Linked DNA regions of Homo sapiens: regions 2 and 3 are each linked to region 1. The links are chromatin loops, found by intact Hi-C in ENCODE. Cell type or tissue: OCI-LY7. All regions are shown on one strand.

Region 1 (8,000 bases):
TGGAGTTTCACCATGTTAGCCAGGATGGTCATCTCCTGACCTTGTGATCCACCTGCCTTGGCCTCCCAAAGTGTTGGGATTACAGGCGTGAGCCACCGCACCTGACAGAGTCATATTTTTAAATCTATTCTGCCAAGCTCTGTCTCTTAAAATTGATGTATTTAGGCGATTTATATTTCCTATAATATTGTTATGTCCAGGCTTAAGTCTGACATTTTATTTTCTGTTTTCTGTTTGTTCTCTCTGTTTTTCATTTCTTTGTTTTCTTTTTCATTGCTTCCTAAATAATTTTAAAATTCCATTTTAATTTATCTATAGCTGTGTGTGTGTATGTGTGTGTACCTCTTTGGATAGCTCTTTTAGTGGTTGTTCTAGGTATTACATTATATTTATGTAACTTATTTATTGTCATTAATTACCAGTCTGAGTGATGTGTAGAAATTTCTTCTCTCTTTGTTTACCCTCCCTCATTTATAATTGCCTGTAATATTTTCTCTATATACATTTATAACCATATGATACAGTATTATACGTTTTTCTTCAATCCTATAATTTAAATAACTCAAGAGAAGAAGTAAAGTCCATTTTTTAACCCATATTTTTTCTTGCCATGTTCTTTCTTCCTTCCTGATGTTCCAACTGTCCTCAATTTAACTTTTTGTTTTTTTAGGGTAGACCTGTTAGTGACAAATTCTGTTAGTTTTCCCTCATCTCTGTATGTCTTAATTTCCCTGGATATTTTTGCTGATATAGTGTTCTAAGTTGATATTTTTTTTTCCTTTCAGCACTGGAAAAAGGTGGTGACCTCCTTCGGGCTTACACAGTTTCTGATGAAAATTTTGCTCTGTCATTTTTTTCACCTGTTAGATGTCATTTATCTCACTGCTTTCAAGATTCTTTTTATCTTTAATTTTTAGTTAATTACTATGATTTTGGTGTGGCTTTCTTTGGGTTTGTCCTATTTGGGGTTCACTCACCTTCTTAAATCACTAGGTTTATGTCTTCTGCCAAATTTGGGAAGTTTTCAACCATATTTATTTGATAATTTTTTTCAGCTTCACTCTCTTTTTCCTCTCATTTTGGGACTCTGAGTACATGAACATTAAATCTTTTGTTATAGCCCCATGGGTCCCTGAGGCTTTGTCCATTTTTTCCAGTGTATTTTCTTTCTTTCTTTTGTTCAGATTAAGTGATTGCTATTGCTGTGTCTTCAAGGTAGCTAATTCTTTCCTCTGTTCTCTCCTTCTGCTGCTGAGCTTATTTACTGGGCTTTTTATTTTGGCTATTGCACTTTTCAGTTCTAAAATTTCCACGTTTTCTTCCGTATATATCCTATTTTTATGCTGAAACATCCTATTTTTTTCTTTTCTGCTCTTTTCTTCTTCTTTCTTTTTTTAAACCACTGAACTGGACATCCTATTTTTTTCATTCTTTTAAGTGTTAATTGCTCATCAAAGCATTTTAATAATGGTGGCTTTAAAATCTTCATCAGGCTTTTCTTTCCGTTTTGGCATCTATTTTATTGTCTTTTAAAAATTCAATTTGAGATATTCCTGGTTCCTGATATGACAAATAATTTCCAATTGAAACTTGGACATTTCAGGCATTATGTTATAAGGCTATTGGTCTTATTTAAACTGTTTTAGCTGGCTTCTTTTAACACCTCTCCAGCAGGTAGGCAGGTGAGCTTCATGACGCCAGGTAGGGGTAGGAGTCCAGGCTTCTCACTCTGCCTTCATTGACACCTCAGATAGGTCCCCATTATTACTGAGTGGGGACAGAAATTCTGGCTCCCTATTAGGTGCCCACTAATACCTCCCTGGTTGGTTGGGAGAGGAGTGCCACTTACTATCCCTCACATGACCTTTATTGACACCAAGATGGGACAGTGGAGTGGAGGAGTGAGTGGTAGGTATCAGGGAGTGGTTGCTGGATTAACTCTGGGTGGTGATGAAAATCCTGACTCTCCATTAGGCATTGTCTGACATCACCCTAGAGGAGAGGGGAAGAGATGCTTCATTACTGTTGGGTGAGGAATGGAAGTCTAGGTTTCCATTGACATTTCAGGGGCTTGGGGAAAGGAGTACATTTTCACCAAGAGGGCATGACCATCCTGACTCCCTATTCACTTTCTCTGACACCATCCTGGTGTGTGTGCATGTGTGTGTTGAAGTGTTGGGTTCCTTATGACAGCCTGGTGAGGGTGAAAGTCTAGGCTCCTCATTTGACCTTAGCTGGTGGGGGTGGAGTCGCAGTTTTTTCTGTGGTGTTTGGCTGGCCCCATTACCCAAGATGGAGTGTAGTGGTGCGATCATAGCTCACTGTAACCTCGAACTCCTGGGCTCAAGTGATCCTCCTGCCTCAGCCTTCAGAGTATCTAGGACTATGACACATCGAACTATGCCTGACTAATTTTATTATTATTATTCATAGAGACAGGGTCTCATTATGTTGCCCAGGGCTGGTCTTGAACTCCTGGCCTCAAGCGATCCTCCTGCCTGGCCTCCTTCCCAAAATTACTTTAAATGATATAATAGCTGACAGCTTGAATAGGTCCTCTTTATTTTGTTGGAGGCAGAGTGTTAGAAGTGACCTAACAAAAAGGATTTGTTTCTTGTCACTAGACTCATTCACTGTGTCAATGAGTGTGTCAGTGGTTTGTGGGAAGCAAACTTAAATGAAAATGTATATTTTTAATTAAATGTTATGAGATGCTTTTTTTAAACTATTGGCTCTTGTGAATTTCAGAAAAATATTGCAAGTCATTTGACTTAGCTACTTAGCTTGCACTCTATGTAAAAATTTTAGAATTTTACCTCTTTGAAAAACTCCTAATATCAATAGTGATATTGTTGTTTTGCAGCCTCAAATGATTTTGTTACTTTGGACTAATTTTCACTGAGCTAGTTAATAAGTGACTTTTTATTGTCTAAAAAATTCTTAAGTGTATCATAGAGAGAAAGATTATTGGGTCACTAAGTGGCTTTCTATATATATACCTTTGTCCATATTTAATTTTTGCAAAACTCAAATTAAGGTGGTAAACTTAGTGTGGATATACATTCATGTATTGTATTGATAAGATTAACTACGTTTTAAAACTAAAGTGGAAAGTTTTAAACAAAATTGTCATTCAACTATATATGTATTTCTGTAAAACACACACGTAATGATGAATTCGAATTAATAAGCAAAAAAGGAGAGGATTTGTAATTTAAAATTGATCTTGGAATATACACTCTACACTTAAGACAGAGAAAAAACTTTTTCTTTCCCTTTAGCATAATCTGCCCAGCTAGCGGTGGTTTCTTATCAGAATGCTCTCACTTAATACCTTGATAACTTTTAGTGCTTTGTGCTGATAGCATCAAGTTTTTAAATTATTTTAAAAACAAACAACAACAAAAAACCATTTGCTTCTGAAACACCTAAAGTTTCTTATAATTGTTACCTTCTTTATGTTTATTTTCAAATGTTTTATTGTCACTCTGGTTATTGAGATATCAAAGTTATAACAATTGCTCACTCTCAGGTACCTATGCACTTAAGTGACCAGTTTCTCTGAAAATTCTTTTTTGTTGTTGCCTTCTTCCAACCTCATACCCTGAATTCAGAATACTAACACTGTCAAGCTATTTTTCACGCCCCCAAATCTTTGTTTTTTCTCACTAGACAGCCACTACCCATTTGGCCACTAGGTGGCGCAAAAGGCTTAATTTTTCACCTTCCTCCGCCTACTGTGAAGGAAGCTAAAAGTAATTAGATGTGTTTGGCATGATTTTTATATTTTAAATTAACGCTGTACTATCAAAAGAACTACCTGTGTCTCAAACCCACAATGTGGTAAAAGCTGACAAATAAAAAACAGTAGCTCAATTTTCTAGATTAATTTTGTCCAGGTTAAAAATATTATTGATATATGTTTTAGTGACCACATAGGTTTCAGTAAGGGTAAAAGGATGCTCTTGTTCGTACTCCAAGTCTGGCATGGTGACTGTCAATACATTCATTTTGAAGAAGATTTTGCTTCTGGGTTTAGCCCTAAAACAGGCCAAATAGAGACGATAAAATGAGTGGAACTGAATTAGAGCATTTCTGAAAAGTTTTATTTGGTTAATTCTGCCCCTTAAGGTCAGAAATTGTGTAGGAAAAGTGTTTCAAAATTATAAATAAGGCAAAATTGTACGTGCTTGATTATTTTATATCACACTTGAACCTTTGCTCATAATTCTGCCTGATCAAAACCAGAGTGTTTCAGGGATTGTAATTTGCCTAAGACGAACCCGGCCAGCCCTGTGCGATTAGAGGTTAATCAGCAGAGAGCTGATAAGGGATGCTGGCTTTCTCTTTTTCTCCGGTAAAGAAGATAACACCAAGGTTATGATTTTATTGCCCTCTAGCACGTTAGCCATTTTGAATCTCTAGCCTAGAAATTATTTCCTCACAGAGAGATACAGCTCTGTTTTTCAAATACTCTTTGGATCAAGGCTCTTGTATTCTTGCTGGTTCCCTCTTTGAGTTTGATAAAACTTTGAAAAGTCTACCAAAGAAATTTCTCTCAGAACTAGACTTTAGAGAGGAAATGCTGGAACTACGGATGAGAGGCACATGTATGTACAGGGTCAGACCACGCAGAGAGCAGGTCTGATGAGCCACACCACTGCTGCTGCCCCATGGCTTCTAGACGCTGCTGTTGGTTCTGTTGTTAGGACCTGGAGGTTGCTGCAGCCACCACTGAAGACACCTCCTAAACCACTTCTGTTTCAGGAACTTCACTTAAAAAAAAAAAAAAAAAAGGAAAAAACCCACCGCTTCCCCAAAAGACAGTTGCTTCTTCTGTCACCTTTGCCAGAGAAATAAATACAGTAAAAGGTGCTCTGCAACCCCCACACCCTGGTTCCTCCTGTGGCCCCTTTGTAACTGAAGTCTTAGGTGGATGAATTTAATTGGTGGAACTTAGGTGCTCTAGCTTCAAAGAAGGCTAGGGGAAGTGAGCTTTCTGGTTTCCACTTTAGGGAGGCAGGACTCAAAAGGTAGGGGAAATTTCACAGTACTCTAAAGGTGTTCAAATCCCATGGGCAGCCAGTAAACATCACAGGTGTGAGGTGCTGGGTGGAGTGGCTGCCGTGAATATGTGTTTTGGTTCATGGACTACATCAGTGGCTCTTAAAGTCCAGTAATTCACAGATTCATGAGAGATAATAAAATGATTATTTTTGTTTTAAGCCATTAAGTTTGGAGTTGGTGTGCTGCCCAGCAATAGATAATGGAAACATACAGTATGTATTTCTGCAAGTCTGGCTTCTTCACTTAATATTGTTTCTATGAGATTCGTCCATGTTGTTACATTTTCAGTAGTTGATGAAGTTTCATTGTTTACATAGTACTGTGTTGCACGAATAGACTACGTTTTGTTTATCCATTTACTGTTGAAGAACCATTTTGTTAAACAATTTGAGAGTAATCTGTGGAAATTATGCCACTTGACCCCTAAATATTTTGTCATGTATAATTTAAGAATAAGGACATTTCTCCTGCAAAACCCTAATACTGTCATCACCCCCAAGATACTTAAAATTGATACCATATTATCAAACACACAATCCATATTAAAAAATCCCCTATTGTCCCAGTAACACCTTATAGTAAATGTCTGTTATTTTAAGCGGGTGTCATTCATTACATGGCAATAGGTAACTAATACGGTGAGTCTGCTTCTTCCAGCAAGGACCCTCAGGGGGTGCGGTGATTCATAGTTCTCACTCAGACTTCTCTGTGTCTGCTCATATGTCCCTATTTCATATCTCAGGGTCCGGTCTATCCCAACCAGGGGTCTTGCCTTATCACAACAGCTGCTGTTGGATGATGCAACAAACATTTCTACAACTTCATAACCTTTATCATAAGCCCCCGGGCTTGACCCTCAGCCATATCTGTGCTGGGTTGCAGGAGAAAAGATAGCCTTTAAAACTGCTATAGAGGCATTTACAGTTTTTCATTCATGTCTTGAGTTTGGATTAAAGGCTTTTAATTTGTCTTTTTTTCCTTTGTATGCTCTTGAGGGCAGTCTGACGCAGCCAGTCTCTGAAGGTTGGCACAAAAGCCTCCATCGAGTCACCCAGCTTTTGCCTGGTACCTATCCTAACCTAAAACCTTGCCACATGTTACCTTGGCGAAAGGCCAGTGCCACACTTCAGTGATGATTCGGCTGTCCTACTTGGTTAGAACCGAGTTCACTTCCTTCCTCAACACTCCTGCCACATTGATCTGGAAGTTTCACCTTGAGCCAAGTGATAGTTAATTTTATGTGTTAACTTGGCTAGGCTATGGTTTCTAGACATTTGAATACCAGTCTAGATATTGCAGTGAAGGTATTTTTTAGATGAGATTTACATTTAAATCAATAGATTTTGGGTAAAGCAGATTACCCTCCATAATGTAAGTGGCCCTTCCAATCAGTTGAAGGTCTTAGGGGCAAAGACTGAGGTCCTCCAAGGAAGAGGGAATTCTGCCTCTGGACCACCTTCAGACTCAAGCCGCAACATCAGCTCTTCCTGGGTCTCCAGCCTACCTGCAGATTTCGACCGTGCCAGCTCCCACAGTAGTATGAGCCAATTACTTAAAATAAATCTCTCTCTGCCAACATCCTATTGGTTCTGCTTCTCTGGAGAATCCCGACTCATACAAGCCACTTTCTATAGAAGGCTGTTTCTTCGAGAAATCCACCCTCTTCTATGTCAACAGAGTTTAGAATCTCCATACTTTATCTCTTCATTTTTGAGAACATAAATTCTGTATTACACATACTTATACTATACTATATATGAAACTTTCATAAACATTGCTGGGCAAAGTTGAATATTGCTGAACCAATTTCCGATGCTTCTGAATAAGTTCAATGGAGTTAAAACATTTTTCTTCTTACATGGTATGTCCAGTGCCCCAGAGCCAGCAGAGTTAAGAACTTGGTAAGGAAGACCAAAGATAATCCATATATTCTAGTTTGTTATATAATATAAAACATGTTTATTAGATTCTAAAAGACATAAAAAGAAAATAATACATGTGTATCAGTGAGAGAGGTGCAAATTAGGAAGAGAACTAAGGATTATTCTTAATTCCTGCCTTCCTTTCTAAATCCCAATCCTCAATTGAACTCTTTAATTATATTTCCTGTTTATTTTATTGAATGGAAAAAATGGAAAATTATCTAACATTTGTCATGGAAATATAGGAGAAATTACTCTCAGAGATATGATGTTATTTAAGTCATTGACATATTGTTAACCTCAGATGCAAATGGTGGAATTAATAATATTCCTCAGTTCATGGTACATAGTCACTGTTGGTCTAGTGCTAGTTTGTAGTTGTATTTGTATTTTTTATTTTTTAGAAATACGGTCTTCCTTTGTCACCCAGGCTGGAGTGCAGTGGTGTGATCACAGCTCACAGTAAGCTCAAACTCCTGGGCTCAAGCAATCTTCCTGCCTTGGCCTCCCAAGTAGGTAGGACTACAGGTGCATGCCACCATGCCAGCTAATTAAAATGTTTTAAATTTATTTTTGGTAAATGGGGTCTTGTTATGTTGCCCATAGGCTTTAGTGCTATGATAAGCTAGTAATTATAGTGAACATTCTTGTCTTGGATACCCAAGGTTTTTCCGTTATGTATACTAGTGGTTACAGATTTTTTGGATTATAACCTTTGCCAAAATAGGAAAGTTTTGATTCCTGCTTCCTTAACTGTTTTTCAAAAATCACAAATGGATATACTTTACCAAATGTCTTTTATTAATAGACTGAGCAAAGGAAATGACTTTTCTATGAATATGGTAAATTATAGCAACAATATGTTTTATTATATTGAACCACCCTAGTATTCCAAGGATTCCCTATTTGATCTTGATGTATCATTATTAGCATAATCATTATTATTATTGTTATTATTATACATATTTTTAGAGACAGGGCCTTGCTCTGTTGCACAGGCCGAAATGCAGT
Region 2 (8,000 bases), 170 kb after region 1:
GAGTGCAGTGGCGCGATCTCGGCTCACGGCAAGCTCCGCCTTCAGGGTTCACCCCATTGTCCTGCCTCAGCCTCCCAAGTAGCTGGGACTACAGGCGCCCGCTACCACGCCCGGCAATTTTTTTTTTTGTATTTTTTAGTAGAGGCGGGGTTTCACCGTGTTAGCCAGGATGTTGTCGATCTCCTGACCTCGTGATCCGCCTGCCTCGGCCTCCCAAAGTGCTGGGATTACAGGCATGAGCCACCGCGCCTGGCCGTATCCACCATTCTTAAATATCCTTACTTTCTATGATCATCTTTTATTTTTTTTCTCAAGCTCTAGAATCTGTCATAGCTCTGGGTTCTTTTAGAAGAGTCTGGTTAAAAAGCTAGATCAAGATCTGTGTGTTAAGTGTGCTCATTGCTATGGGAATGTCAAAAGTCTAAGATCCTATTTGTGGACATACACATAAACATCTATACATTTATTTCTATAGCTACTTACTTATATTAAAAACCATATGTCTACGTCTAGCCTTTCTAGAAACAAAAATTATGAAATCTATAAAAATGACTTAAAAATTTGCAATCATTGGAGATCTTTTGAAGCATGCAGAATACATCAGGAGATAAATATTGAGAAAAGGAAAGTAACTAGGTGAGTTCAACGTTTACTGTGAGTTTCCCCTGAGAGTGCTTTTCAGTCTAAAGCAGTAGATGGTAGAACAAAGCTCAAGCAGAAAGATGCAGTCTTACCAGGAAGAGAAGACGGAGGTTGGAGTTTGGTGCCGAAAGAATTAGTTGCTATTGAGGAGAAAAATCCCCAAAAAACATGAAAACTCAAAGAGGGGCCCCTATTCTGCATGCAAATTTCTTTCAAATGCAGAATTTTGGGCTCTCCTCTGTGGTATTCTTATTTAGGATTTTCCACTCAAGTTCTACAAATAGTGCGCCACTGCACTCCAGTTTGGGCAACAGAGCAAGACTCTGCCTCAAATAAAATAAAATAAAAATTGTTTTAAAGTTCCACAAATCTTAAAGACCTAAGTTCTGACATCTTTCTACTCAGTTACCATTAGGAGGGAGAAAAATATACTAAGAAAGGCAAGTAAAGAGGAATAAGAGAAAAAGAACAGATGGACCAAAAACAAAAAGCAGCAAGGGGGTAGACTTAAATCCAGTACTTCAGTAATTACATTAAATGCATATTTCTAAACTGGATAAATAAGCAAGACTTTTGACCATACACTGTCCATAAGAAATGCATTTTAAGTATGAAGACACAGGTTAAAAATATAAGGATGAAAAAATATACACTGGGCAAGAAAGCTGGAGTGGCTACATTAATATCAGACAAAGAAAACTTTACAAATAAGGAATATTACTGGAGATAAATTTTTCATAATGAAAAAGAGTCAATACATCAAAAAGACATATAATCCTAAGTGTGTATGTACCAAATGCTATATACAGCTTATTTTCAAATTCACGTAGAAAATACATAAAAATATACCACATATATTGACATCAAAACATTTCAACGAATCTAAAAAGCAGTGAGAACATTGGACAACGTTGCCAAAAACAATCATTTAAAGACTCTGGAAATTGACCAAAGGATACGAACATTGAGAAGCATTTAGTTAAGAGAATCTAAACTGAATCCTAATAAAAACAGCAAAATCAGTATTATTTTGGCCAGAGTATGCTTTCACCAACTTCCTTCACCTCAACTTATGGTGCAGAATTTCTACCTGTGTGGGAGGACAGGCCATGGGATTAGACAGCTCTTCTTAACCTGCCAGAGGGAGCTCACACACATTTTTTGGAAAAGAGCTCACGCACATGCATGCACACACACACACACACACACACACACACCCTCAAAATAACGTCTTGGCATTTTGTAGAAAACAGCATAGACCTCAGGGCAAATAATTATGGAAGGCTAACATCTCAACTAGCTTGAAGTCATGATGGCAGGCCAGTCAGGAATTTTACCAGGGAGATCCAGAGAATGAGATAGTCAAAAATAGCCTTGCTAAAATCTCATTTATCCCCAGTGGTGTGGAAAGCTGTCTGCATCAGCTTGGTTAAGCCTGCTCAGGAGAGACCTGGCTGAATATAAGGACATGTGAAGGCAGAAAGTAAAAATTGGGACATACCTGTAAAGTCCCGGAACTTTGAAAGCATTTCCCACATCCCACTCAGTTCAATGGCAAAGTGTGGAAGCCTTACTGACTCAATTGTTTAAGCAGAATCTTTCATCAATCATAGGCTGACATTAAGCTATGATGACCAGGGGTGATTGTAGGAAATCAGGCTTAATAATGAAAACAAAAATTATTAAACAAACTTAGCAGAGACACCATAGGCTGCATACTAGGGGGAAACAGACTTGGAAGAACTAGCCCAAGCAAGTCACTAACACAAACAACAAACAGCAAGAGCACTTACTCCTAGGGATTGTGGAATCAGAATTTATGTAAAATATCAATATTAAACAAAAATTACAAGACATGCAAAGAAACTGGAAAATTTTACCAACACATAATACATAGGAAAAAAAGAAGCCAACAGAACTTGTCTCTGAGGAGACAGGTTAAAATGATTTCATTTTAAATTGCTCTCATTCTTGAGCATAATGAAGAAACACTCTTTAAGGCAGGTGAGAAATAACTAAGCAGTTATCAATTAGAGTGTTCAAGTAGTGGTTCTGAGTCTTAAAAAAAATAGGAGGGTGGGAAAGAAAGTACAAAAGAAATCAGATTCCTGTTTTAACTACCTTGGAACACATAAAATTGTGAAAATATGTTGAGAAAGTTCTATCTATACAGCCATCTCCAACTGCTGTATAATAGGTGTGCCGGAAAAATAGAAAAAATATAGGATACAATAAAAAATCGAAGATTTTTTTTTTCTGAAGGAAAGGAAGACTTTAGTCTCTGGCTAGATAAGATTCATGCAATTTAAAGGAATCAAGTGGAATCATGAAAATATACAAATAGTTCTGTAGCTGGAGGGATGAAAATTTTTACTACACAATCAGAAAATAAAATGGTAATAAAAATGATCTATTGGCTTCCAAGAAGGAAATAAACAGTTTACACATAAAAGGACGAGAACCAGACTGGAATCAAATTTCTTATCTGAAATATCAGAAGCCAGAAAACAATGAGAGGGAAAAAAGGCTGCCAACTTAACACATGGGGAAGCAGTGTGTTGGCAGGAAAGGCAGTGTAAGAGAGGAGGTTTGTACAGGGAGATGGAAGAGACAATGGAGAGAAGACAATCTGAGCAGAAGCTGTGAGGAGTAGATAGATAGTAGGGAATGGGAATGCTAACGATGGCGTTATTTTAAAACTAACCTTGTGCGGCATGTTTTAAAATTATCATTCCCACACCCTCATTGCATTGTAAAAATTTTGGATTAATATTTTGTTTATCTTTTGGTGTAGAACTGTGCTAAAGGACACGGATTCTATACTACTGGAAGAAGTTCAAGGTTCTTGTTTTAGGAGGACATGGACAGCTGTAGGGATGTTAACTGGGTCATGTTCACCAGTAGGTGGGGACATTGCACTTTAGAAATTCAAGGTAGCTGCCGCTTTCCCTTTTTTCCTTGCCCCTTGGCAGGTCTGGATTTGAGGGGTCAGGATTCCTTGAGGGTGGTAACACAGCCACTCTTATTTCCCGTACTCTTCCTTCCATGTGCTCAGAATATGATGCAATCTGAGATGCAGTTTTGGATGTTTGAGAAGCAAAGAAGCATGGCTGGAGCAGGAGTTAAAGTCTGCTTTTGTTTGAGAACTGAGGAGCTCAGTCTTTTACATGCTCTCACAGGTAAGAGATTGGTACTATAAAATTACATGCTTAAAACAAACTTCACTGCTGTCATTCTAGTGCAAGCCACTATCCTTTTTCACATTGAACATTCCGCCACCATCTGCAGCATTCTTGATATTTCAGTAAGAATGATATTTACTTTACAATTACTATTTTAAATTTATTGGGATATCAGTATATAGTTTGAAGATTAAACAATAGAGATGTATTTTAATGAAAACAAGAGCCCTTCATGCCATTCCTTTACTCCACTGTCATTATCCCCAGTTCAATGACTTTAACAGTAATATGCGTATGTTTTTGTATGTGGGGGTATTAATTTAGACATCCATTGACTTCCTGTTATGAAACCAGATAATTTAAACCACCAAAAATTAGGTCTCTGACATCTTTCTTGTGATTTTATTATCTTACTATGTTTAGTTCCTCTGTAGGTAATCCCTGCATTTTTTATTTATTTATTTATTTATTTATTTATTTATTTATTTATTTATTTATTTATTTTTGAGACAGAGTCTCGCTCTGTCCCCCAGGCTGGAGTGCAGTGGCGCGACTGGCTCACTGCAAGCTCCGCCTCCCGGGTTCACGCCATTCTCCTGCCTCAGCCTCCTGAGTAGCTGGGACTACAGGCGCCCGCCACCATGCCCGGCTAATTTTTTTTTTTGTATTTTCAGTAGAGATGGGGTTTCACCGTGTTAGCCAGGATGGTCTCGATCTCCTGACCTCGTGATCCGCCCGCCTTGGCCTCCCAAAGTGCTGGGATTACAGGCGTGAGCCACCGCGCCCGGCCAATCCCTGTATTTTTAAACACAGTACTCTATTATTCTGTCAGTTATATTCAAGATCTCTTGAGTTTTCTCCTTGTAGATGAAGCTACTGCTAACCCTATTCTTTCCTGCTCTACTTTTTTCTTTATTTCATATCCCAACTTCTGGCATTTATAATTTATCTTTAATATTTTCAAACCCGATAGTATTTATGGTTTGTTTGTAACCAGGTATTTTTTAAACACGTATGTGCTCATTATTGAGAATATATTTCCTTTGTTGGGCATCTTTTAATTTTTATGAAGATTCTATTTGCAATTTCTTTTCCCTCATATATGTAGTCTACTTTTTAATCATATCCTCAGATGTTTTGAATATCTCAACAATACTGTAAAATTTATGGGATCATACTTATCATGTTTATCCACTTCCTGGTGCCCTTAGTTCTCTAGTTTCAATCTAAAAGAAATGATTTCCAGGACTGCTGAGCAGATGTCATCTTGGGATTCTCTTCATTGTTTTCTTTGGTAGAAGATAATGTTTCAGGTATCTGATATCTTCCTCTTACTTGCTTTGACTACCTAATTTTGCTACGACACACCGTCTGTTAATATCCAAAAAAGGATATTCTGGAAGCAAATTTTTCTAATCTTTGCATGTCTGAGAATAATTTTTATTCTAGATTCGTGCCTGAATGAAATTTTATGGGTTTATAAGTATGGGTCTAGTCAGGAGAGAGAGGAAATCACACAGTAATGTAAAATGAGAAAGATCAATATAAAGAAATACGAATCTTAACAAGAGATCTGAGTAATAAGAGATTGGCTAGAAAGAAGTAAAGAGAACTCTAAATAATATAGCAGTGGCAGATATAATAGTGCATAATATAATATAATACGAAATGGCTACTTCCCTAGTGTATTAGTCAGGGTTATCTAGAGGGATAGAACTAATATGATAGATGTATGTATAAAGGGGAGTTTATTAAAGCGTGTTGACTCACATGATCACAAGGTGAAGTCCCACAGTAGACCGTCTGCAATCTGAGGAGCAAGGAAGCCAGTCCGAGTCCCAAAACCTCAAAAGTAGGGAAGCTGACAGTGCAGCCTTCAGTCTGTGGTTGAAGGTCTCAGAGCCCCTGGCAAGGGAGAAAAATGAAGGGTGGAAGACCGCTAGTCTAGTCCTTCTACGGTCCTCTGCCTGCTTTTATCCTAGTGGTGCTGGCAGCTGATTAGATGGTGCCCACCCAGATTGAGGGTGGGTCTTGCCTCTCCCAGTCCACTGACTCAAATGTTAATCTCCTTTGGCAACACCCTCACAGACACACCCAGGAACAATACTTTGCATCTTTCAATTCAATCAAGTTGACACTCGATATTAACCCATCACCTAGGTTAAGATAGAGCACCCAAGAAGGAGCCTTCTCCAGTTTTCTTTCCAAGGGTGAGGTCAGACCTTGTTAGGGAGGCACTTCCATGGCTCACTGAATGGCAGAGAGGTAGTTGTTGAACTGCTGCTCCAGCGGTAGTTTGCTGTAATCCACCCTCTGGGACTTGTCAGAAATCCTTCCTCTAGGGTGTTGGGAAAGCTGTTCCTGTAAGGTTCATGGAAGTGGGGTGGTGGTGGTCACTCTCTGCTGTAAAACTGCTAAAGGGGGTGTGCATGCCTGACGAAGCTGCTGGGTGTTGCTGGCTGCTCTACACTGCAAAAGCTGGGTGCTGAGGAAGCCGCAAGAGTCTGATGTTGTAGAAGCCAGGTGAGAACTTGCCAAAATTAATGACAGACAACGAATCACCGATTACAAATCTCGGAGAATACCAAGCAGGATTAAAAAAACAAAAACAACCTACACTTAAGTATATTATATTTAAACTTTAAAAAGTTGAAATACATAAATACTGTTTAGAAAAGCAAAGAAGGGTGAGAAAAGTACAAGTTATTACATTTTATGTATTTCTTAAAAATGGATATAACAGGTAGATATTTGTTGATATGTATTACAAAAGTTGGACAACATAGTCATGAAATATATTTAGATACTTTAAATACATATATTAAACAAGGGAAGAAATAAAGTACTACTCAAATCAATAAGAAAGAGTTAAATAACCTAATAGCAATGTTGGAAAGTAGGTGAACCGGCAATTCACAGAAGAACTCAAATGGCAAATAGCGTATGCAAAGATGGTCAACTTTCTCTACAATATTTGACACAGAAACATTATGTCATTTCAGTTTAAATATAATTACACATTCATAAAAATTGGGGAGCACACCTTTGAAGGGTTACTAATAAATTGTCTAGAAACATTGTTCTAAAAGCTGATGTGGTTTTGGAGGACCAAATGTGAATATTCAAAGGCACTTTCATTTGTTGAGCAAAACACCAAGTGGAGAAATTGAAGATCCCTGATTGCGAAAGGATCCAAGTGTTTAGAGCAGAACTGAAATCCTGAATAATGGTTCTCTCCATGTAGCAGGCAGAGAATGTGACTAGTGGAAAACAGAGGTTTATGTAAACAAAAGCAGCCTAGATTTGGACATAAAATTCATCAATTAATGTATCCATTCATTTGTCAAATAATTATTTAGCTCCTACTAAGTGCTATGTACTATTCCAGATAAAATAGTCAGCAAGGTAAAAATGTCCCTACCTTTATGAGTTTTAATTCTAGCAGGAAAGAAAAAATAATCACATAATATACAGATATGCAGTATTAGGTGGTGATTCTTGCTATGAAGATACAAATGAAGAAAGCTGAGTAAGGGGATAGAGAAACAAGGGCTTACCAGTAGTAAATTTCCATGCAAACAGTGGCAGGCTAATTTCAAAATCAGAAATATTTTATTATAGTTTTTCTTGGGTTATTAGTGTCAGACATAAGAAAAGTGCAGTAGATTTACTACCACAGATTTTTGCACTTGTACTTATTTTGAATGAAATGTACTGTCAAAGAACGAAGCAGATGGACTGGGCTTATATCCTGTCTCCTTGTAGTAGAGAATATTGAGTCTGATGTGCAGACCAGCAGATCCTTTGTGTATCACCTGCACCACTCCCTCATCCCCTCCATAAGCTCACATCAGGAGTAACTATGTTCATGTACTGTAATGTGAACTCATCCCCTGGCAACACTTTAGTGGTGTACAGTAAGCAACTGACTGGTCTAGGAAAAGAAGCCCTAGGGCAAAGGAGAGATGAATTGAGAACATCTTGGCAGGGACCATTTTGTACTATGTGAATCTGAAAGCAGAGATATATAAAATAATGAAGATGACAGGCAGAGAAAATTAGAGATAAGAAATATACAGAGGATTTCTTGTATAACACACAGTGTACTATCCTTAGATCAATCCTTTTACATATCTTCTTTGGCTTCTGTGAGTTAGCCCTTTGTTATGATAACAA
Region 3 (8,000 bases), 70 kb after region 1:
AAGCATGGCGAGAGTGGACATCATTGCTTTGTTCCCGATCTTTGGGGGAAAAATTTCAGTCTTTCACCGCTGTGTTAGCTGTAAGATTTTTTGCAGATGCTCTTTATCAAATTGAGGCAGTTCCTCTCTATTTGCATTTTCTGAGCATTTTATCATGAATGGCCATTGAATTACGTATTCTAATACCTCATATATGTACATCATTAACTTGGATTACGCTTCTTTAAATAGCTGCCTGTTCTACTGGTTGTCAAATGAGCTGTATCCTTTCTATTTAATGCCTACATGAAGTTTTTAAATATGGACTCTATGTCATATATTTAGTCCCTTTCAGGTTTCCAACATAAAGTGATACTATTTCAGCTACTTAAGCACTTATTTAGGATTTATGCCTCATGTAGTTTAGATTTATTATGAGTTTGCACTTACATTTGATTCCTTTTTATACTCCTAATGTCTTTTTTTCTTAAACAAGTGGCCTATATATTTGGACTCACAATATTTATACATCCTCTGTCACCAGGGGTACATGTCCTTATACCTTAAAGCACGTGCTTCTGGAGTCCTGTCGTGTTACATGTTTCCTCTAAAACAAACCCTCCATGTTATTTGAGAGCCAACCCCACTTTTCAAGTTATTTAGGCTGCTGTAACCTCCATTAATAAAGGATTCAAAAGTCATAATTGTGTGATTCTTTAGGAATTATCCAAAAAGGCAATCTGATTTATTTTCCAAATATCCTGGATCTGAAATAATCTATCAGAGTTTATTTCTATGCTTGGAAAGCTTCCTTGGATGTCAGCATTTGCGATTTTCTTACTTAGCTTATGTAGCTAAGTAAGAAATGAATTGCTTTTGTTGGTTTCTTAGTACATTCTGTCCATCAAGTACATTGAGTTGTTTAGAATTGTTTTGAGTCAACAGTGTAACAAGCATCCAAAATCTTGTATAGTCAATTTTGTTTGACTATTGTGCTAGAAGATCAATTTCTATTTCCTCTGTTGACAATATCCTGAGCATTTTGAAGTTACACAATTGCAGTGGTAATTTAGCGGAAGAGTGTTAACATTTTAACCTAAATAATTGATTTTGTATTAAACAAATTCTGATGTAGGAATGTATTTAGTATTAACTATATGGAATTCTCTATAAATCTCATAAACAGAGTAGTTGCTTTTTTGAAGGGGATTAAAAATTAAATATCAACATTTTCATTTTAGAAAATAAAAAATGTGGCTCACGCCTATAATCCCAGCACTTTGGGAGGCTGAGGTGAGCAGATCACGAGGTCAGGAGATCGAGACCATCCTGGCTAACACAGTGAAACCCTGTCTCTACTAAAAAATATGAAAAATTAGCTGGGCATGGTGGTAGGTGCCTGTAGTCCCAGCTACACGGGAGGCTGAGGCAGGAGAATGGTGTGAACCCAGGAGGTGGAGCCTGCAGTGAGCCAAGATCATGTCACTGCACTCCAGCCTGGGTGACAGAGCAAGACTCTGCCTAAAAAAAAAAAAAAAGAAAAGAAAAAGAAAAGAAAAAAATGTCTTTTTTCTTTTTAAAATTTTCCTATTTTAATATTTAAAATTATTTTATCTTTTTTTTAAAAAAGTTATACATGACATGGTTTAAAACATCAAATACAGATGGTTCCTGACTTATGATGGTTCCACTTAAGATTGTTCAGCTGTGATGGCGTGAAAGCAGTACACATTCTGGAAGAAATGTACTTCAAATTTGAAATGTCAGTCTTTCTCTGGGCTAGTGATATGTGGTATAACACTCTCACCTGACGCTGAGCAGCAGTAGTGAGCCACAGCTCCCAGTCAGCCACGCTAATGTAAGTGTTCTGAGCATGTTGAGGGTAGGCTGGGCTAAACTATGATGTTTGATAGGTTAGGGGTATTGAATGCATTTTCAACTTGCAGTTTATCAGGACACAAACCCACCTGAAGTCAAGGAGCATCTGTATTTCTACAGGGCTTGTTATGCAAAACAGCTGACCACACTGCCTCCCCATTCCTCTTTCCAGACAGAAATTCTAGTAGATAGTCCCATTTTACAAATGAGAAAGTGGAGGCTTAGGGAGGTTAATTAAGACACGCAAGTTCATATGGGTAGGAAGCGATGGAGCTATGATAAGAACTCAAATCCATATGGTCCCCAAGCCTGAGGTTTGAGCTATATTGCTTCGTGATTACAGGATATATTAGTTTCCTATTGGTGCTGTAACAAATTACCACAATTTAGTGTTTTAAAACAACAAAAATTTATTGTTGGACAGTTCTGGAAATTATAAGCCTAAAATGGGTCCTGTTAAATTAAATTAAATTTGGCTTAAAGCGGCCTCTGTACTTTGAATTCCTACGTAGTATACTGAAATCTAACTTAATGTGTAAGAAAATTGTACCCTAACTTAAGAGCATATTCTTGTAATAAATAGCTGAGTCTCAGGCAAACACAGCAGCCAAGCTTCAGGCAATCACAGGTTGCCAACTGATCAGACCATGATCAAATAAGGCAAATACTGAGCTGTAAACAAGCTGCTTCTGTATACCACTTCCTTTTTCTCTCTATAAATATTGCCTGCCCCTATTGCTCAGTGGAGCTCTCTGTACCTCTTCTGGTCCTGGATGCTGCCCAATTCATGAATTGTGCTTTGCTCAAATAAATCAAAATAAATTTCATTTGTTCAAAGTTTTTCTTTTAACACTTGTACAGGGCTAATCAAGGTGTTAGCTTGTCTGTGTTCCCCTTCTGAAGGCTTTAGCGGATAATCTGTTTTTTGCCTCTTCCAGCTTGCAGCGACCAGCTGCATTCCTCGGCTTGTAGCCCCCTTCCAGCAATCACTTTCCTCTGATTTTTGCTTCTAATATCACATCTCCTTCTATTCTCTTGCCTCTTTCTTTCACTTAGAAGGACCCATGTAATTATATCAGGACCACTTGGCTAATCCAGAATAATCTCCCCATCTCAAGATCCTTAATCTAATCACTAATGCAAAGTCCCTTTTGCCATGTAAGGTAACAGATTCACAGGTTTCATAGATTCAGATCTTTCAGGGGTGGCAGTTGGGGGCATTATTCCATCTACCACACAGAGTAAAGTTTCATCTGGATGACCCACAGGCCCTACAAATACAAAATGTCTAATATGGAATGTTCTCTTAAACTGTCCTTTCTTGATGACTGGAATTACTAACCACTTGGTCTCCCAAGCATCTTCTGCTCTCGCCTTCTCCTCTCTCCCATATACAATGGATGACGACACATCATGTTGCATCTGCTCCCTCACATGTCTCTGACCCTCTCTCTAGATCCCTGATCCTACTTTAATTCGAGCCCCATCATGTCTGGTCTGTGTTACTCTAACAGTTACCCACGCTGCTTTCTCTGCTTTCAATTTTATGCTCCTCTAACCCACTCTTCCCATCAGAGTAGTCTTTCTAAAACGTGAAGCTGCCCATGACCCTTCCCTTACTATCAGTCTGCATACTGGTCCTACTGACTGCAGATCAAAGACCCAAGTCCTTAGCCTGGTGTGTGAGGCATCCATCCCTAGCCCTCTGCTTCATCTGTCACCCACCCATTTTACCAATTCCGAAAGACTTTCACTTCCCTCGAAGCCTGTCCAAGTGTCCAAGCCGCTCATGCTTTGTTAGACTTGGAAGCCATTCTCCATATACCCTCGATCAGCTTGAATGTCATTTCCACTAGAAAATTTTCCTAATTGTTTGTGACTTCAATGTCCTAATTTTACACACATTTCTGCTGTGCCCCTTTGTTTGCTAATATGTCTCCTGGGTGGTAAGCAGGACTCCGTGTCTTATTAATATTTTCCGTCTCCAGAATTCAGCCACTGTCTGCCACACAAGTGCATAATGAGTTACTATACTAATATTATGCAGCCATGTCCCCTGTACAGCAGTTCCCTGGATCTCATGGCTTCTTTTTTGATTTGCCTTGTTTGTTACCAACTTCCATCAGTAAGACAATCTATCCAATCCTTGTCCCCTTTGCCACATCACATCCTCAGGGCAATAACAAAGTTGTTAAGTTTATGCACCTTCTCCACTTGGAGCAAGGCCTCACCATGTCAGGCCTCCGCCTGATTCTCCTCCCTGCCTGGGATGGCAGATTTTGCTCTAGTGGGTCTCCAGGCCGTGAGGTCTCCTGTCTTTTATGTTCTGATCCGGGTGGTGAGCTGCAGCTCACTACAAGTCCTTACTTGTCTCTGCTGGCCTTTAGAGACTTTGTACTCAATTTGGAGGAACTACTCTTGATGGATTGTAAGTGAGAGGATTTCCTGGTCTCCCTCTGGAGTCCGCCAGAAAACCACATTCTCTGCTTTTCAGCGTTGACTGCTCATGCTTACGTAATTTCTAAGAGTAAGAGCCTATGGACTGTCCTGGCAGCAAAGAATTCGCTCAGGATTTTGCCTGAAGCTGCACTTCCGGGGTCTCGCTTCATCAGAAGACTTCTTCATTTTCATCATCGGCCCAGCGATGCATGGGTACCTCTTAGGGTTTAGCCCCAGAATGTACTGGGGGAGGGGAGGGTAAAGTAGGTGGGGAAGGAGTCAGAGTCGTAGGTCACCTGTGGCTGGAGTTTTGCATCCCTAATAAACGGGAAATGAACTGAAGGAAGACTGGGTTTTCACGTCAACACGAAGGACACCATTACGATGCTAGACTAATCATCAAATAAAATTCCAGATGGAAAAAATTCAGAAACTTAATTTGGAATTTGAGCCCCGCTCTATTATGCAACGTTCCCAGCCATTGCTCCGCGGATGTAATGTGGACTTCCACCGCCAGATGGCGATCGAGACCGTAATTTAAGTTGGTTTTCTCAACTTCCTCTGGACTGAGTCCCCGTGAAAATCCCAAGTTTAACGAGGGGCTTTCCTCGCGTAACCTTCGCTTCTGCTTCCTCTCTCACATCACCTCAACCTGCGAGACTCTGAAAGGGATAATGAGGGTTGGGGGGAATATGGAAATTCAGGGAAGGGAGAGGGGGGTGGTGTGAAGCTTTCCAGACCAGCCACACAGAAATAGCGTACCAATAGTGGTTTAGAGCACAGACCCCCAGCCAGAATGAGTAATTTAAACAGCCCTACGATGTAATCGTTGTGTGCATATGCATCTCTATGCCTCTCTCTCTCTCTGTCTTTCTTTCATCTGAGACAGGGTCTCACTCCCTCTGTCCCACAGGCTGGAGTGCAGTGGTGCAATAATGGCTCGCTGCAGTCTTGACCTCCTGGGCTCCAGTGGTCTTCCCACCTCAGCCTCTGAAACCACAGGGTCTTGAACTTCTGGGCTCAAGTGATCTTCCTGCCTCGGCCTCCTAAAGTGCTGGGGTTACAGGTGTCGGCCACCATGCCTGTCTGCTATTTAAGTGCATAGAAGAATGCCTGGCACTCAGTTAGTGTTAAATATTTATAAAATAAATTAAAATTTTATAACACTACACACATGTTGTTGAGTATGTCATAAATAGAGACATATTTAATGAGATGTCAACATATATCACGTTAATGAATTAAGTAAGTTTGAGAATATTAGAGAAGAATGATAATAGATTAACGGAGGAGGCTGGGCGCAGTGGCCCACACGTGTATTCCAGCACTTTGGGAAGCCGAGGCAGGCAGATCACATGAGGTCAGGAGTTCGAGACCAGCCTGGCCAACATGGTGAAACTCCTTCTCTACTAAAAATACAAAAAAAAAATTAGCCGGGTGTGGTGGTGTGCGACTGTAATCCCTGCTAATGGGGAGGCGGAGGTTGCAGTGAGAGGAGATCGCACCACTGCACTGCAGCCTGGGCGACAAAGCAAGACTCCATCTCAAAACAAACAAACAAACAAACAAACAAACAAAAAACAGACGAAATAGGGTTTGAGTATGTAGTCTGCTCTCAACATGAGATAGTAAAGTCTTTGCTTCCCTTATATTCTGTTAATTAACTCATTTGATGCACATCGATGTATAAAGCCTTTAACTTCTATTTATTCTTTTCCTTGAAAAGCATGCGGAATGCCTTCTCAGGACTCTCCCATTTTTTATTTGTGAACACCCACTGGCATTCCCGGATACGAAGCTTGCAAGAAGGTGTGAACCGCCCTATACTCGTGAGCCCCTGGGGCTCTGTACTCTTTCCAGCCCACATTTGACCTCAGTCAATTTTTAAATGATTCCAGCTAAATTCTTCTTACCAGTGCCCAGCTGTACCTGCCTTAGGTAAGCAAGCACTCAGGCAACAACTTTCCTAGATTTCAAGCTAGTTGGAAGCTCAATCCCAGCTCTGTGATGGGTTGAAAAAAATTGCGACCTTGCAATTTGTGTGATTTCTTTCATGTTGCAAGGAAGCATCATTGTTTCCAGTTCTCTGCATCCCCAAGCAGAAACCAGAACTCTATATAAACGTTTTTAAATGGAGACATTGAGAAAAAGTACCCGAGAAACCAATGAGATACAGGAAGAATGCTTCCAGCACTAACATGAATGGGGCTTGGCCATACAGATAGAAGGGTTGGAAACTCTTACGCCTTGATTTAAACTCTCTATGCATATTCTGAGCACGCTGGGGAATGTACTACTACTAGGCTTGATTTGGATTCATGGCTACTACCTCCCACAAAATGATAGGTCTTCTGTTTTAGTACGTGAGATAATTCCTCAATCGATCTTATTGCTGCTATTTCTGTTAAGCATAAACAATGATTTGGGTCACAAATTTCAATGGGGTTTAAATTCCTTTGTGCATCCCAACAGGTAATCCTCTTACTCTGGGCTATGAACTTGCTACTGCCAAGATGGATGCCATGAAAAAAAGAGATCTCATCAAAATGGTCACAGAGAGATGGAGGGCCTCTGTGTAGATGGCAGGGTGGTGGTGGCCGTGTAACTAGCTGCCCGGTGAGGAGCAGCCCTTGGGGAGAGCCCAGGTAGGACCAGGAGAAGCAGAAATAGAGAAAAGTGAAAGATCGAGGTGGAAAGAACATGAGGGACAAGAGCTCTGCATGGCCACATCACCAGCAGTCTTGTTATTACAATGAGGATGAAGGGACTGAAAAGAGGGGAAGAGATGGAATTCATCAAACAACAGTGCTCATTCATACAAGGTAAGTATACATGTGGCCTTTTCTCTCTCTATCTGAAGATGTGGCTTACTGTAACAGGAACTATCATGGGCATTGGACGGCTGTCTCATGGTGATCCCATCCTCCTCTACATCCTAAACTTTTTTTTGAATGCATTTCTGTATTTTGACTTCCTCTCTCCCCAAAGTTCTTGTTAACTTCTGAGTATGACTTAGCTTCCTTATTCTTTGAAATATTTGAAACCCCTAACTTCCTCTCCTCTGTGGTGTAACTCACATGGCTTCTTGATACCAGGAGGCACTGTCTGCATACAACCTCATATTATGAGGATGAAATGCCCATGAATCCTACCAATCTGAGGAACAACGCATTTGTCTTCTCTGACAAAATACGGGTGCCACATATTCTGTAGGAAAAGGTGGTGTTGAGGTCAGAACTTCTCTGTTTCTCTGTCTCTCTCTCTCTGGTTCTGGAAATGTTGAGAATATGAGTGAAGGGAAAAAGATGGGCACCACGTGGAGGCAATTTCATGGTGGCATGAAACAATTTTGGGGGCATGAATGCCATGGGCAGAACATCAGGGCCCCAAAAGGGAAATACACAGTACTTTCTTTGGACTTCAGTGCTCTCTTTTATAGTAATGGAAACCACAAGCGCAGAGGAAGGGGAGCTGATTCTATAAAAAGAAGTTTATTTCCTACTTTAAAAGATGATTTTTTGACTATCTTCCCACAATAGAGCCAGAGGATCACAGGGGAAAGCTACGATCCTCAATTATAGAAAATGATGTTGGGTGCATCTAGCATCACAGAAGCTTTAGAGGACACAGTCATCTCAGGTACCTACAGATAAGGAAGAAGTACCAATGAGAGTACCTACTCGTATTCTTATTCATGGAAGCGA

What was found. Hi-C counts contacts between places; a loop is a spot of excess contacts. Peaks named below come from ENCODE experiments on the same cell type or tissue, not always from the same donor. Only the 100,000 strongest peaks of a DNase experiment are listed, where the experiment ranks them.
Region 2: it touches region 1 in a loop (9-fold over the local background); 21 of 110 quality-filtered maps call a loop at or near these places.
Region 3: a loop joins it to region 1, with 5 times the contacts of the local background. A loop is called at or near these places in 19 of 110 quality-filtered maps.

What each region holds. Positions count from the first base shown.
Region 1 is chr6:32,864,075-32,872,074 of GRCh38, reverse strand. No RefSeq gene overlaps it. Among named protein-coding and RNA genes, the nearest start is that of PSMB9, 14 kb to the right of the region's middle. In OCI-LY7, CTCF peaks have their summits at 122, 332, 3,481 and 3,689 (motif pointing right); DNase peaks (open chromatin) are centred at 3,704, 4,684 and 4,964; H3K4me3 peaks cover 2,225 bases; H3K27ac peaks cover 3,259 bases.
Region 2 is chr6:32,696,239-32,704,238 of GRCh38, reverse strand. No RefSeq gene overlaps it. Among named protein-coding and RNA genes, the nearest start is that of HLA-DQB1, 34 kb to the right of the region's middle. In OCI-LY7, a CTCF peak has its summit at 3,560 (motif pointing right); a DNase peak (open chromatin) is centred at 3,538; H3K4me3 peaks cover 229 bases.
Region 3 is chr6:32,793,997-32,801,996 of GRCh38, reverse strand. No RefSeq gene overlaps it. Among named protein-coding and RNA genes, the nearest start is that of HLA-DOB, 19 kb to the left of the region's middle. RefSeq lists a cis regulatory region at 7,246 and an enhancer at 7,174-7,318. In OCI-LY7, CTCF peaks have their summits at 4,593 and 4,792 (motif pointing right); DNase peaks (open chromatin) are centred at 2,616, 4,506 and 4,836; H3K4me3 peaks cover 1,370 bases; H3K27ac peaks cover 1,402 bases.